Regions from separate parts of the Homo sapiens genome. Here region 2 is linked to region 1. A link is a contact called in ENCODE Hi-C or POLR2A ChIA-PET data. All regions are on one chromosome and are shown on one strand. The core of a region is the stretch at or near the end of the contact, and the rest is flanking DNA. Distances in the headings are between cores, read along the strand shown.

The links. A loop is a pair of places that touch in the nucleus more often than their neighbours do. ChIA-PET counts read pairs that join two places held with the same protein, here RNA polymerase II (POLR2A). Pooled maps may share reads with other maps.
Region 2: a loop to region 1 is called in a pooled map of posterior vena cava, with 2.0 times the contacts of the local background. The contact joins two enhancer-like sites. A Hi-C loop is called at or near these places in 26 of 168 maps with a recorded cell type or tissue (CD14-positive monocyte, Caco-2, Calu3 and 19 more), 37 of 37 single-sample maps with no recorded cell type and 34 of 50 pooled maps. POLR2A ChIA-PET finds 5 or more read pairs at or near these places in 2 of 52 experiments (PC-3 and WTC11).

Annotation. Positions count from the first base shown.
Region 1 is chr11:79,410,500-79,417,044 of GRCh38, forward strand. The region is part of intron 1 of TENM4 (teneurin transmembrane protein 4); the gene reads right to left. Among named protein-coding and RNA genes, the nearest start is that of MIR5579, 8.5 kb to the right of the region's middle. Within about 2 kb of position 2,917, at least 5 of the 41 ENCODE cell types and tissues checked have a DNase peak (open chromatin) inside an H3K27ac peak, as active enhancers do; they include ascending aorta, where a contact is called at or near this core.
Region 2 is chr11:79,500,650-79,507,194 of GRCh38, forward strand. No RefSeq gene overlaps it. Among named protein-coding and RNA genes, the nearest start is that of TENM4, 63 kb to the left of the region's middle. RefSeq lists an enhancer at 2,432-2,931. Within about 2 kb of position 2,527, at least 4 of the 41 ENCODE cell types and tissues checked have a DNase peak (open chromatin) inside an H3K27ac peak, as active enhancers do; they include ascending aorta, where a contact is called at or near this core.

The sequences.
Region 1 (6,545 bases), core at 1,667-4,166:
CTTCCTCCTACAATTGTTTCTATAAACAGGAATTACACTATTATCACTTGATATCAACTCCATCTTTTTCCCAGAATATAGTCCTGTCCTAACACATATGTATGAACAGGCAGAGAAGTGTATATGAAAAGAGTTTTGGAATTCAAAGAGCTGTGACTTTGGGCAATTTATTTGCCTTCTCTGACCTTTCCTGAGGCCATCTCAAAATTAGGAATAGTATTGCCTGCCTGATGGGTTTACAGTGAAGGCTAGGAGCTTAGGAGATGTGAAGTGCCTGGTACGTGGTAGGCATTTAATAAGTGTGAGTTTCTTGCTTGCCCGTTTCTTTCACTTACCTTCTCTCTAAACCTCCATAGTAAGTCCTGTACTCTACAGGGAGGGTTCTTTGAGAACCTTTCTCCATGTCGGGCCTACCTCTGTCCTTGTTAATCATCCCTGTGCCCCTCTACACACACATACACACACACACACATACAAACACACACTCAAGTGGATATGGTCACTCATTACAGGGCCAGCACCCATATTCTCTACTAGCTTGTACTTTCTGCTTCCATGTGGTAGATCCTGGCCCTTCTATCCAGGCTACTTGGCCATTTCACAGATAGGAAAAGTGAGGCTCAGAGAGGGTAAGTTTAAAGCTTCTGGGCTAGTAGGACACACAGACTGCCTGACTCCTGAACCCTTGATCTTCCCCAGGCCATGGTATTTTCATTAGGCTCCCTAGAAATCTAGAGGCCACAGTGGCTGTGACTGAGTATTGTCCTAAAAGCCTGCTGAGATGTGTAGCAATATAAACCCTTGTGCTAAATGGCTCTCCCCTTGCTTTTGTTTGATGATAACTAATACAATGCCCTAGGCACTATCCCACACAAACTCTTCCAGGGGGTATTATTAGCCCATTTTACAGTTGAGAAAACTGAGACTCAGAACATGATAGAAGCGATTTGCTCTCCAGCGTGAAGCAAGTAAGCAGTAGAAGCAAGAATCAGGACTAGGTCTGTAAAGCCTATGCTGCACTTAGGCTACACCACCCTCCTGGCCTTGCGCTGCAGCCTTCCTCTCTTCCCCCTTGTCATTTATTGCATCTTCTTGGTGCTCTTCTGCTACAGCCCTTCTCCCTCCAGTCTTTCTTTCCACCAAAAGCTGGAAAGAGGGACATCCAACAGATTGCAAGCTCCTTGAGGTTTTGGGGTTTTTGGTTTTTGGTTTCCTCTATCTCATCTCCAGGCACAGTTGTAAGCTCAGGAAGAATTTGTTCAATGGAAGTGATCAAAGCCTTAACAGAGTGGATGGGATGTTTCACTTCTCTTCCAACTCTAGAAGGCTACTCCTCTGATAGTCCTATTTCAGCTCTGTCAATGTGTGAAGACAAGTATTGGGCAGCAATTCAAACCACTGAACAACATTATTAAACATCAACAAATGCTCATCTTCAAGAGGAAATTCTATGGTAGTGGGAGCCGATATTCCTGACTCCAGCTTCACAAAGGAGTCTAGCAGAGCACTGATGCTTGGCTCAGCCACAACCACAGAGCTGCACTGGCTCAGCCTTCCTGTTAGAAGTCAGGCCCTGGTGGCCAGGCCTGGCATGGACTGGGTGCCACCACCAGGACAGCTCAGGAGCCCTCCCGAACACCCCAAGAGGACACAGCCTTCCCAGCTCTGCTAGCAAGTTAGCCGGTTGGTAAAGCCCAAGAGCATTCTCAAGAAGCATCCGCATCACTGAAAGCCTGCCACGTAAGGATAACCAACAGGCTGTGAGATGTCAGGCCCCAGGAATGGCAAAGATGGCCAGCTCCCTCATGATGGCCCAGCTGGGTGACAGACCCTCTGTTGTCTGTAAGCCCAGGACAGCCTTAGCGACAGCCCTCGTAAGACAGTTGGGGTCCACCAGTTACCAAGTGATTTCCCTGACTTTGGAACACCCAACCCCATTCCACACAGAGTGAGGTGGCTAACAGTAGACTCTAGAGCTGAATTATCTGGAATCAAGTCCCAGCTCCAACTTACTACCCATGTGACCTTGGATAAGTCACCTAACCTGTCTATGCTTTGGTTTCCTCACATACGAGGTAGGAAAAGTAACAGTCCTTACTTCCTAGGTTTGTAAGAAAATTAAATTCATTATTTATAAAGTGATTAAAACAGCACTATGGCATAAAAATACTTTATAAATATGTATCAAATAAATACTCATCCCATCTCCCAGTAACTTCCAACTACTAACCTCTTGGAAAACACTCCTGATTATCATGTTTTCGTGCATGCATCCATTCATTCATTTATTTTTTCTTCTCCTATCTGCTCCCATAACATTCTGTCTTACAACTCTGGATCACTGCAGCCTATTCCATGAGCATCTTCTTTGCACCACAGCCAGGCACTGTGTCAGTATTAAGAATGGAACTAGACAACACTCAGTCCAGAAAGGAAGGCAGACACAGATATGAGTCACTACATAACAAAGGCAAGGGCAGGTGCTAGAGGCACCCATGGTGGGTACCTTTGTGAAGCATTAGTTACAGCATGTCCTAATGATGTGGTAATAACTAAAGGCCATCAAATCAGGCTACTGCAAATAAAAACCTATTTATTTATGTCCACAAGGGCAGGTTCATTTTCAAAGGGCTGTAACCAAAAAATAGAATGAGAATCAGAAAATGAAGTCAGAGTAAAAACACACATTCTGGGCACCTTGTGTTCCAAATCTGCCCTCATTTCATCACATAGGATTCCCAAATCTCCCAGCAATTGTCCCCAGTTCCCAAGGTGTCTACAGGCTCACACTCCAGGCTGCGCACCACTCCTTTGGGAAAACTCCCTGCTTCCTAAGAAGCTGGCTGTGGACTGCAGGTTTCAGCTCCTTGGACTCCATAGCCTTTTCCAGCAAGAAGCTAGGCAGCTCTGCCTTTCCCTTTCCCCGCCTCCCTGGCACGCTCCATCCTGACACAGAGAGTCCAGCTCCTCCTACTGATTGGTCAGCAGACATGAGAGAGAAGACACAAGGTTCCCATGAGACCTTCACGGCCAGCCCCTAACAGCTGCCTCAGCTGGAGAGGGTTGTTTCACTCTAATTTGCAGATGATTCTAGCTCATGAAAACTGCTTATTAGGAATGTTGGTTCAACATACCAACCAAATGTAATGCATAAATCTTGTTTGTATCCTAGTTTAGGAGAAAAAAAAAGCCATAAAAACATTTTTGAACAATTGGGGCAATCTGAATATGGATTAGAAGTTAGATGATAACTGTAAATTATTATTACTTTTCTTAGGAATAAACATCATATTGTGGTTATGTAGAAGAATGTCCTTGCTTTTAGAAGTGGCATGCTAAAGTATGTAAAAAAGAATCATGTCTGCAAAAAAAAGGAGAAAAATATATATCTACACATATGCATGCACACACTGATAAGTCATAGACGGCAAATATTTTAAGAAAAAGAAAGATCAATTCCTTGTGGCTCTGCATGGAGCTTATTCATGTACCCTATATTAAGAACAGAAAAAAAAAGAGTAACAGAAACACAAGATACGTATAATTTATCTCTATACCTCAAAATTCAACTTGACTTTGCTCTCAAAGGGAGACAGATCCCTTGGTCCTGCCCTGCAACTCCACTCACACACACATGAACACATATACACACATGTGTACACACACACACACACACACACACACGCACACAAACATGCACATGCACGCACTGGAAAAGCACTTCCTTCAAAGTCAAAGCCCTAAGAGACATCCCAGAATAGCTGGCCTGGAATAGTAAAAAGAGCTTTCGACTCTGCACTGGAAGACCTGGATTCAACCTCTGCTGCACAGTAGCTGGTGATCTTGAGAAGCCACTGAACTAACCTGAGTCTCACTTTCCACACTGTGACAAGGGACTGTAATCATCCTGCCTCCCAATCCCAGAGTATTGGTCCAAGGACCAGAAGAAAGAGTGGCTATAGAGATGCCATCTGAATATGCCTTATTACTGCCTATGCTGACAAGTAAAACATGCCAACTCAAACTCGAGAAGGGTATCAACCTGCTGCCGAAAGCTTCTTCTGTGCCAGTCTTCTGGAATTGGGCCTCTAAGAGTGGACTGTTCCAAGTTGCTGGCCACTGGAAACAGATGTAACTCTTTGAGCCCTATATGTTATGGCAGAAGCAAAAAAAACACAACTTGCTTTTTCATTTTTTTAAAACAGTAATTCCCAAAGCTGTCTTATATAAATGGATCTGAAACACAGATCACAGAGAGAGGGGCTGAGCAGAGACATGGAACCCAACCAAGCAGCCCTGCCTGAATCATGGGCAAAAAATGTCAAAACCTTGGCCGGGTGCCTCCTGAGCTCCTTGAACCTAAAACTCGGGCAGAAAACCTCATTCATTCAGAATCCATTAATTCTGATCATTTAGACACGGCCTCAGCTGACCTTGCCACCGTTCTATCTGTGGAAAGCGGCCTGGCTTAGGGGAGAGGCCTCGTGGTGCAGGGGCAAGCATGCTGACTGGGGCCAGGAGGCCGGTTCCCTCTTCACCCCACCACTTTGCAGCCCTGGACAAGGCACCTTTCTTCCTCAGCCTCTGTTTCCATGTCTGTAAGATGACAGGGTTGCATTAAGACTGTCTCTCTCTTGTCCGATTCTAAGATTCTATGATTAGTCACTTCCTTTGGGAAGTCCTTCCAATCCTCAAAGAATGTCTGCTGAACAGAACTGGGATCTGTGAAATTAAAGCATGTTTAATCAACCAAAAAGAACAAACTGTTTCAGAGCACTTTGGAAGCACTCATGTCTATGCCCCCAAGGAAGTAAAGTGCATTTTGGTTTTCACCCAGGTTGACTCACGTGAATTTTCATTCGTTTACAGGTGGTTTAGGGTATTTAAGTATTCCGCATACCTGAAAATAATAAATAATGCTATCATTATAGACAAGCATTTGGGTCATCCACTATAGGTCAGACTCGGTGCTCAGGGCTTTATGTATATTAACTCCTTCAAAGGCCCCAGGAATGATGTGATGTAGGTTTACCATCTCCACTTTCATATGGAAAAGCTGCAGCTCAGAGAGCTTAAGTAGCTTGCCCAAGGTGACAGTGAGTGCTGGGGCTGGGAGTCAAACTCCACTCACTGTGGTGGCATCTGAAGAGAACTCATCATCTTGTAAACAAACTCCAGCATGAGGATGTGATTTGTCTTTCCTTGTACTGAACATTAACTTAAACATACTTTATTGAGCTATATTTGATATACAATAAACTGTACATGTTTAAATTGCACAACCTGATGAGTTTTGATATCAGTATACAACTGTGAAAACACCACTACAATCAAAATAGTAACCATATTCACATCATCCCCCAAATTTCCCCATCCCCCTTGATAATCCCTCCCACCCCTTCACCCTCTCCAGGCAACCCCTGACCTGCTTCCTATCACAATAGATTACTCTGCAATTTGTGAAATTTAACATAAAAGGAATCATACAGTATACATGCTTTTGAGTCTGGCTTTTTCCACTCAGTATAATTATTTTGAGATTGATCCATGTTGTTGGGCTAATCAAGAATTTATTCCTTTTTCACTGCTGATTAACATTCCATTTTATGGATATACCACAATGTGTTTATCCATTCACCTGTTGATGGACATTTGGGTGACTTACAATTTTTGGCTATTACAAATAGAGGTGCCTCAAACATTCTTGTACAGGTCTTTGTATCTCAATACGCTTTCACTTCCCTGGGGTAAATACCTAGGAGTGGAATGGCTGGGTCACAAGGTAGGTATGTATTTATGGTTTTAAGAAGCTGCCAAGCTGTTCTCTGAAGTAGTAGTCTCCTTTTACATTTCTGTTGCTCCATATCCTCACCAACACGTGTATGGTCAGTCTTTTTAATTTTAGACATTCGAGTGGGTTTGAAGTGGTATCTTGTGGCGGTTTTAATTTTCATTTCTCTAATGACTAATGATACTGAGCATTCTTTCATGTGCCTCTTTTTTGACAAAAGAAACTCTTCAGCTATAACATAAAAATTTGGTAAAATTAACATTACTGGTTTCTGTTTATTAAGGTACAACCCTACTATGTGACAGATATGATGCTAAGAGGTTTACATGCACTGTATCATCTCACCCTCATAACAACCTAACGAGATGGTATTAAGATCCGGGTTTCCAGATGGGGAAACTGAGGCTTAACAAGGTCAGGTAATTTGCCTCAAGTCACAAATTAATTGGTGGCAGGCTCAGGGTTTCTCTCCAGGTCTCTGCTCCAAATCCTGTAGGGTATGCCTGCTACTAACACTGCTTTTGCGCAAAGCTTGCGTCTTCTATCTCAGGTACAGTTAGGATTTTGGTACATAACCAGACAATGGCAAAAAAAAAAGAAAAAAAAAGACAGACACTACAGGCAACTGTAACATCAACGCTTTCTTGCCACTCACACAGTCATTCCTTGTTTGCTAGAAACCTAGGACAGTTTAGCCAAGATATACTGTGGCTGAGGTCCTGATCAATATCTCAATACTGTATAACATTAAGGG
Region 2 (6,545 bases), core at 1,277-3,776, 90 kb after region 1:
TCTCAAGTACCCAGGGACACAAACACTGCGGAAGGCCGCAGGGCCCTCTGCCTAGGAAAACCAGAGACCTTTGTTCACTTGTTTATCTGCTGACCTTCCCTCCACTATTGTCCTATGACCCTGCCAAATCCCCCTCTCCGAGAAACACCCAAGAATGATCAATAAATACTAAAAAAAAAAAAAAAAAAAAAAAACCAAAAAACACGAATGTGGCATTATAGCAGAACTGACTGTACTTTCTTCTGTCTGCAACACCAGGCAAACAAGAAAAACACACACGGTGATTAGTGAAAAAGTGAAATCAAACCAATAGAGTACTAAGAATGCTTCATGATGTCCTTCTGGTGTATAGGACAATCTTCCTGCTATTTATTCATTTTTTCATCCATCCTTTCTTCCATTTATTTATTTATTCTATCAAATACCTACTATGTGTCAGGTCCTGAGAAAGGCCCTAGTGAACAAAATTAGAGTCTTAGAAAGTCTTAGGATTAGGAGAAAATAATATATGAACAGAAAATGATAGTTCACCTTTATTATAGGCTTACTACGTATCAGGCACTATGATCAGCACTTTACCCATTTTACTTAATCCTTTTAATAACCTGGTGGTTATTGGTAGATATTACCAATAAGTGAGGTATTAGTATTCTTCCCATTTTTCAGATGAGGATACTGAGGCTTAGCAACACCCAGGCGGTCTGACTCTAGAGCCTTTGTTCTTGAATGATATTGTTGAGGTCTGGCCGCCCTGCTTCTGTTTGCTTATCTCTAGTGGGGAAAACACTGCTTCTCCTTTTTTGGAGAATGGGGAGCAGCCTGTTCCATCTTTGGCAGTGTATCAAAGGAGTGAAAAAATATATTTTAACAGCTGGCACCAGAGTTCACGGTAGAGGGAGAGTTGTATTTATTTAAGAAAATACATTGGGAGGCCACTTCCTTCGGGGGTGCAGAAGAATCTGAGGGAAAATCTGAAAGGACCAAGCTATACTGTTTTGCATAAGATTTTAGTAGGAAATTTTGGATTGGGACAGAGTAGAGGAGGATGAAGACAGAGAAGGGACTGTGCACCCTGGCAGAGCACTGGTGCCCGCGGGGGATGGTGGTAAGGGAGGATATCCCTGAACAGGACTGGCCACAGGCTTTCAAATGCTGGGGAGCCCTTTGACATTGTTCCCTTGGACATTATTTGCTTTACTGTGATGTAAACACTCTCATCACTCAGACCTCCATAAAGTATATGGCACACTGTGGGGAAAACCAAAGCTCAAGGGTCATGTCTGAAACTGGGCTAGAATGGAGCACACCTGGGGAGGAAAGGCCCCCTCAAGCACATGCCCATTAAGTGATGGCCAATCACTGCTGATCTTCCTCTGCCTGGCAAGGCAAGCAGAGCCATTGCTGGGACCGGAGGATATCAGGGCCAGCTGTGAAGTAGGGGCGTCTGGAGAGGGCTCAGGTATAAATGAGGGGCATTCAGGTCCATTTCTGTGTAGTTCCTACAGGACTAACTAATGGACTTCAGATGGCCTTTGGGTTACAGTTGTTAGGAGTAGGGCTGTCAAGTCAGAGAAACCTGGGTTTGAATCCCAGTTTGGCCATTTACGGGTGACCTTGAACAATGTACTTAACCTGCCTGTACCTCTGCTTTCTTCATCTACAACATGGAGATGACCTTTCCTACTTTGAGTGGTTATTTAGAGAACCGAATGGATGTAAAATGTTTAACACAATGGCTGGCAAAATAATCAAATGATGATTGTTGTTACAACTAACTCCAGTGGTGGAGTGCTAATGGCATAGGCTTTTTACTTGGTAGGATCAGGGATCGAAATCCATTTTCGCTACTTACTAGGTCTGTCTACCTGAGCATGTGACTAAACTCTGGCTGTTAGCAAAATGGGGAAATAAGACCTACCTGGAAGGGCTGAGGTGAGGATTAAATGAGAGAACAGAACATACCTAACACTCTTCCAGGTACACAGTAGATATCCAATGATCAGGGCCAAGTCTAATCCATAGAGTACCTTTTGTGAATTAGGTAAAGTTACCCCTTCTTTTAAGCGACCCAGTTTGCAGGTTTCAGCCTCACTTACCACCCTGGCCTGGGTACCTTGGTGATGTGCACAACATGCACATCTATAGGACATGGCCTACCAGTGATGGGTGGCTGGTAGGACCGTGCTAATTAGCATTCTCCTGCCTCTGACTTGTCCGCTTTGTTCTGGCTTAAGACTGTTCTTGGTTTGGAAGAAAGCACCTAGGCTCCTTAATTTTCTCTCTTCTGGCCCCAGCTCCCTTTCTTCTTGTGACCTGGTTTCTCCACCCATCTCCCCCACTTCCACCCCCAGTCTTCTTACAGACAGGATGCTGGCCAACCTCTGGCTGTGCAGCTGGCCTGGAGACCACTCAGCTGGGAGCTGGATCAGTGGCCTCCCTCGTGACTCGCAGGCTCAGCCTGGGTTCTGGAACAGCCTCTGCCGAGATAATCTGTGCTTTAATTGCCAATGGCAGTCAGAAGGAAGCTGATGATCACCGCCCATAAAGGGCGAGAGTCTTTGGTGGGGAACTCCGCTGGCTGCAGAGCCATTGCAGGCTATTTTTAGTGCTTGGCCATAGAAGTGCAAGGAGAAAATGCCAAGCTGGAAGGCAGCCTTACCACAGAGGACTGGGCTCCCAGGGGGCTGTCTGTGACTTTCAACCCCAGCCCTTTGTGCTTCCTTTCCCTTCATGGTGAGGATTCCAGGCATTGCTGATAGCAGCAGCCATCCCTCTCCTGGAAGCTAAAAAAGCCTGGGAAGGACAGCAGTCACTGGTTCCTGGGCTGGCTGCATGAGCTGGTGTTTAACCCGCTGGCAATTCTTAGCACCAGGGAACTCAGCTCTCGTGGTGTTCCCATTTTATAAATGAGGACAGTGGGCCTCAGAGGTATGAAATAACTTTCTTAAGGTCATTATTCCAGTAAGTTCTCATCACAGTTGTCTTTGTCATTGCTTCCTTAGGAGCATCTGTTCAGCAGAGTGGTGGAAAAGTGCAACCAGAGTCCCTGCGTTTGCCTCCCAGCCTCTCACTAGTTGTGTGATCTTGGACAAATTACTTACCCTCTCTGAGTCCCAGTTTCCCATCTGTAAAGTAGGGGTAAGGAAAGTGCCACCACATAACGGTTGACAATTAAGTGAGAAAAAAACCTGGAAGACGCTTATAAATGTGCTTGACCTGTAGGAAGTACTCAATCAACGTCAGCTGATGATGTTCTGCTGCTGGGCCATCTGCTGACTCTTGGCAGGCATCTTAGCTAACCCCACAACAACTCAGCGAGGCATTATCAGCCCCATTTTTCAGATGGGGAAACTGAGTCCCAGAGAGATGAATTGAATTCCTAAGGGCACATGGCTAGGAAGGGCAGGAGGTGGACCTCGAACCCAGGGCTCTGACCTTCCAGGTCCAAGATCTTTCTCCCATGTAAGCTGGCGTTTCCTGTGTGCTGTGCCCCTTGGAAATCTGAGCAGAGGGAACAGGTGTAGGTGTCGAGAAGGTGATAAAGACAAGGTGAGGGTGTATGTGTAACATGTTAGAAAGTTTGGTGGGCACGAAAAGAAAAACAGCTCTGACCCAGTGCTCACGTTAGCAAAGATCTAGCTCCTCTCTCCTTCCTCATGGCTTCCAGGGTGTCCTTGAGACAAATTATGTAAGAAGGAGCCTCAGAGTCATCTTGAGTGACCTCCCCTGAGGTCCTACATGAGATTACTCTCCAGTCCTGCCATAATCAGTGGCATGGCTGTGTGAAACCCAGAGGGTGTCCCTTCAGGGTTAGGTTTGCTAGAATCAATATGGCCTCTATAGTCTGGTGTTGGGGTAGGTCTCCCTCAGCCTGGCCTGCTTTTCTCTGTCCTTGACCATTCTGTCTTCCAAATAACTCTTCTATGTACTCTTTCCTCTCCAGCCCACTGCCATCACCCTGATTTCAACCTTCTTTCCCCAGCAGGACCATTGCCACAGCCCTCTAATTGGTCTAGGCCCCATCTCCAATCCACAGGGGCTGCCTGAGAGGGTGGCCTTCTCAAATGTGAATTTCATGGGGTCACTTCCCTTCTTACATCCTTATGAGCTTCCCAGGGCCAGAAAGATCAACCTTTTGAGCTTCTAGCTCCCCCACCCCAAATACCCCAGGGGTGAAGCCCAACAGTTCTCAAAGGTGTGTCCCTAGAAAATATGCCTTTAGATTCTTAGTAGGTGGGGGCAGCATTCCGTGGGGAAATTATTATGGGAAAAATACTGAATGAGGTTCAGCAGGTTTATTTGTTGTGGGACTTCTTAGAACTTCTATTATGCTAACTTCTGATACAAAAGCGTTCCAGTTAACCACAGGCAAGGCTGCCTGGAAAACAGTAAGTACCAAAGGTGCTGAATGAGAAGGAAAAAAAAGGAAACAGTATGGACTCCTAGTTTGAGCAACAGCTGACACTAACATAGCACTTACTTCTGTTGTGTGCTTTGTTTCTGTTGACTCATTTAGTCCCCATAGTTCTAGGAGGCAGGCACTATCATTATCCTCATTTTGTGGATGGGGAAACTGAAGCACAGAGAAGTTAAGCGGGTTACCTAGGTTCACCAAGCTAGTTAGCAGTGGAGCTAAGATTCCAACCCAGACATTCTGGCTCTGAAATCTGCACTCATAGCCACTACACTAGAGCCACACTTTGAGGACTCCATATGTACCTGGCATTGTGATAAGCACCCTATATGCATTATTTCCTTGATCCTCACAACAACCCCACACTTATTATCTTCATCCTTTTTGTTAGGGAAACAGAAATACAGTGCACATTGAGCTAAGAGGTGCCTAAGCTGAGGTTTGAACCCAGGTCTTTCTGTGATTTGTGAATCTCCAGCCTGTCTTGTTCTGAACAGAATAAGGGAGTCCTTTACCAAGGGGCATCTTGCAGTGTGTAAAATATACACTAGAAAAGCTTCCTTAGCTATCTGGAAATAGTCACTGCCAAATTATATCATCCTGTTTCCCGACGCCAGGACTTTGCTTGTACTGTTCCCTTGGCCTGGAGTGCCATCTTCCTGCTCAGTCCTCCGAACACCAAGGAAGAACTAAAATAAGGTCCCATCTCTTTAGTTTTCCCAGACTTTCCCCTTTCAAGCAGCTGTTCCCTATCTGTGCTTGCATGGCACTCTATGAAAAAATTATGCACCAATGGTCTGCTACAGTATAGATTCTTTCATTTATTCATTCTCTCCCTCATTCATTCGTTCATGCATTTACTTAACAAGTATTTATTGAGCATCTCCTAAGTACCAGCATTGTTTTAGGTCCTAGGGATACAGCAGTGAAGAAAACAGACACAAATGTAGACCCTCATGGAACTTACACTGTAGTGGGAGAAAAGGGATAATTAAATAAGTGAACAAATATAACATTTTTGAAGGTGAAGGGGGATAGGGAGGGATTGATTAAGAAAGGGTTGCACTTTTAAATAGAGAGTTAGATAGCCTGGTGTGGTGGTATGCTCCTGTAATCCCAGCTACTCAGGAAGCTGAGGCAAGAGAATATCTTGAACCTGGAGGCAGAGGCTGCAGTCAGCCAAGGTTGTGCTACTGCACTCCAGCCTGGGTGACAGAGCGAGACTGTCTCAAATAAAAAAATAAATAAATAAATAAATAAATAAATAAATAAATAAATAAATAAGGGGTTAGAGAAGGCCAACCTGAGGTTGTGACCTTTGAGCAAGGACCCAAAGGAACTGGCACGTTCCCAGGTCAGGGTGGAGCCACCTTGGCTGCCTTGGGGCGAGTGAGGAGAGAGTAGCTGCAGATGCTCAACAAAGGTTTCTTTCTTTCTTTCTTTCTTTTTCTTGAGATGGAGTTTCACTCTTATTGCCCCGGCTGGAGTGCAATGGTGCGATTTTGGCTCACTACAACCTCCACCTCCCAGGTTCAAGCGATTCTCCTGCCTCCGCCACCCAAGTAGCTGGGATTACAGACATGCACAACCACACCCAGCTAATTTTGTATTTTTAGTAGAGCGGAGTTTCTCCATGTTGGTCAGGCTGGTCTCGAACTCCCGACTGTTAAGGACAAACTGCCCCAAAAAGCTTCTTGGTACCGCCGACACTCCCTGCAAACCTCTCCTTGCTGCCCACCCTTCCCCCAAGCCTCTTTACATTTCTAAGCCCTTATCTAGGTTCCACAGTGAACCCAGCAGACTTCACTTATCAGACCTCGCTATGATAAACAAACCCCAATTACAAACCATCCAGATTGCACAGGGGGAGGTCGTGGGAAGCATAAACAAACTACCTACACCCTCCTGTTATAAACATCACAAGGTGATATGTGGCAAAATTAACCAGCAAACAACCCCAGGATATGGCCCTACCAAAGAACTCCCTCAAACTCTCTTCCCCAATATAAACCCCTCATTCTGTAAGCTTGCTGCTGCCTCCTCTGTCTGTGGTGGAGCAGCTGGTAGGTTAATATACTTACTTGCCTGACTTTGGGTCTATTCTTCCTTTCTCTCGGCTGACCTTACACCG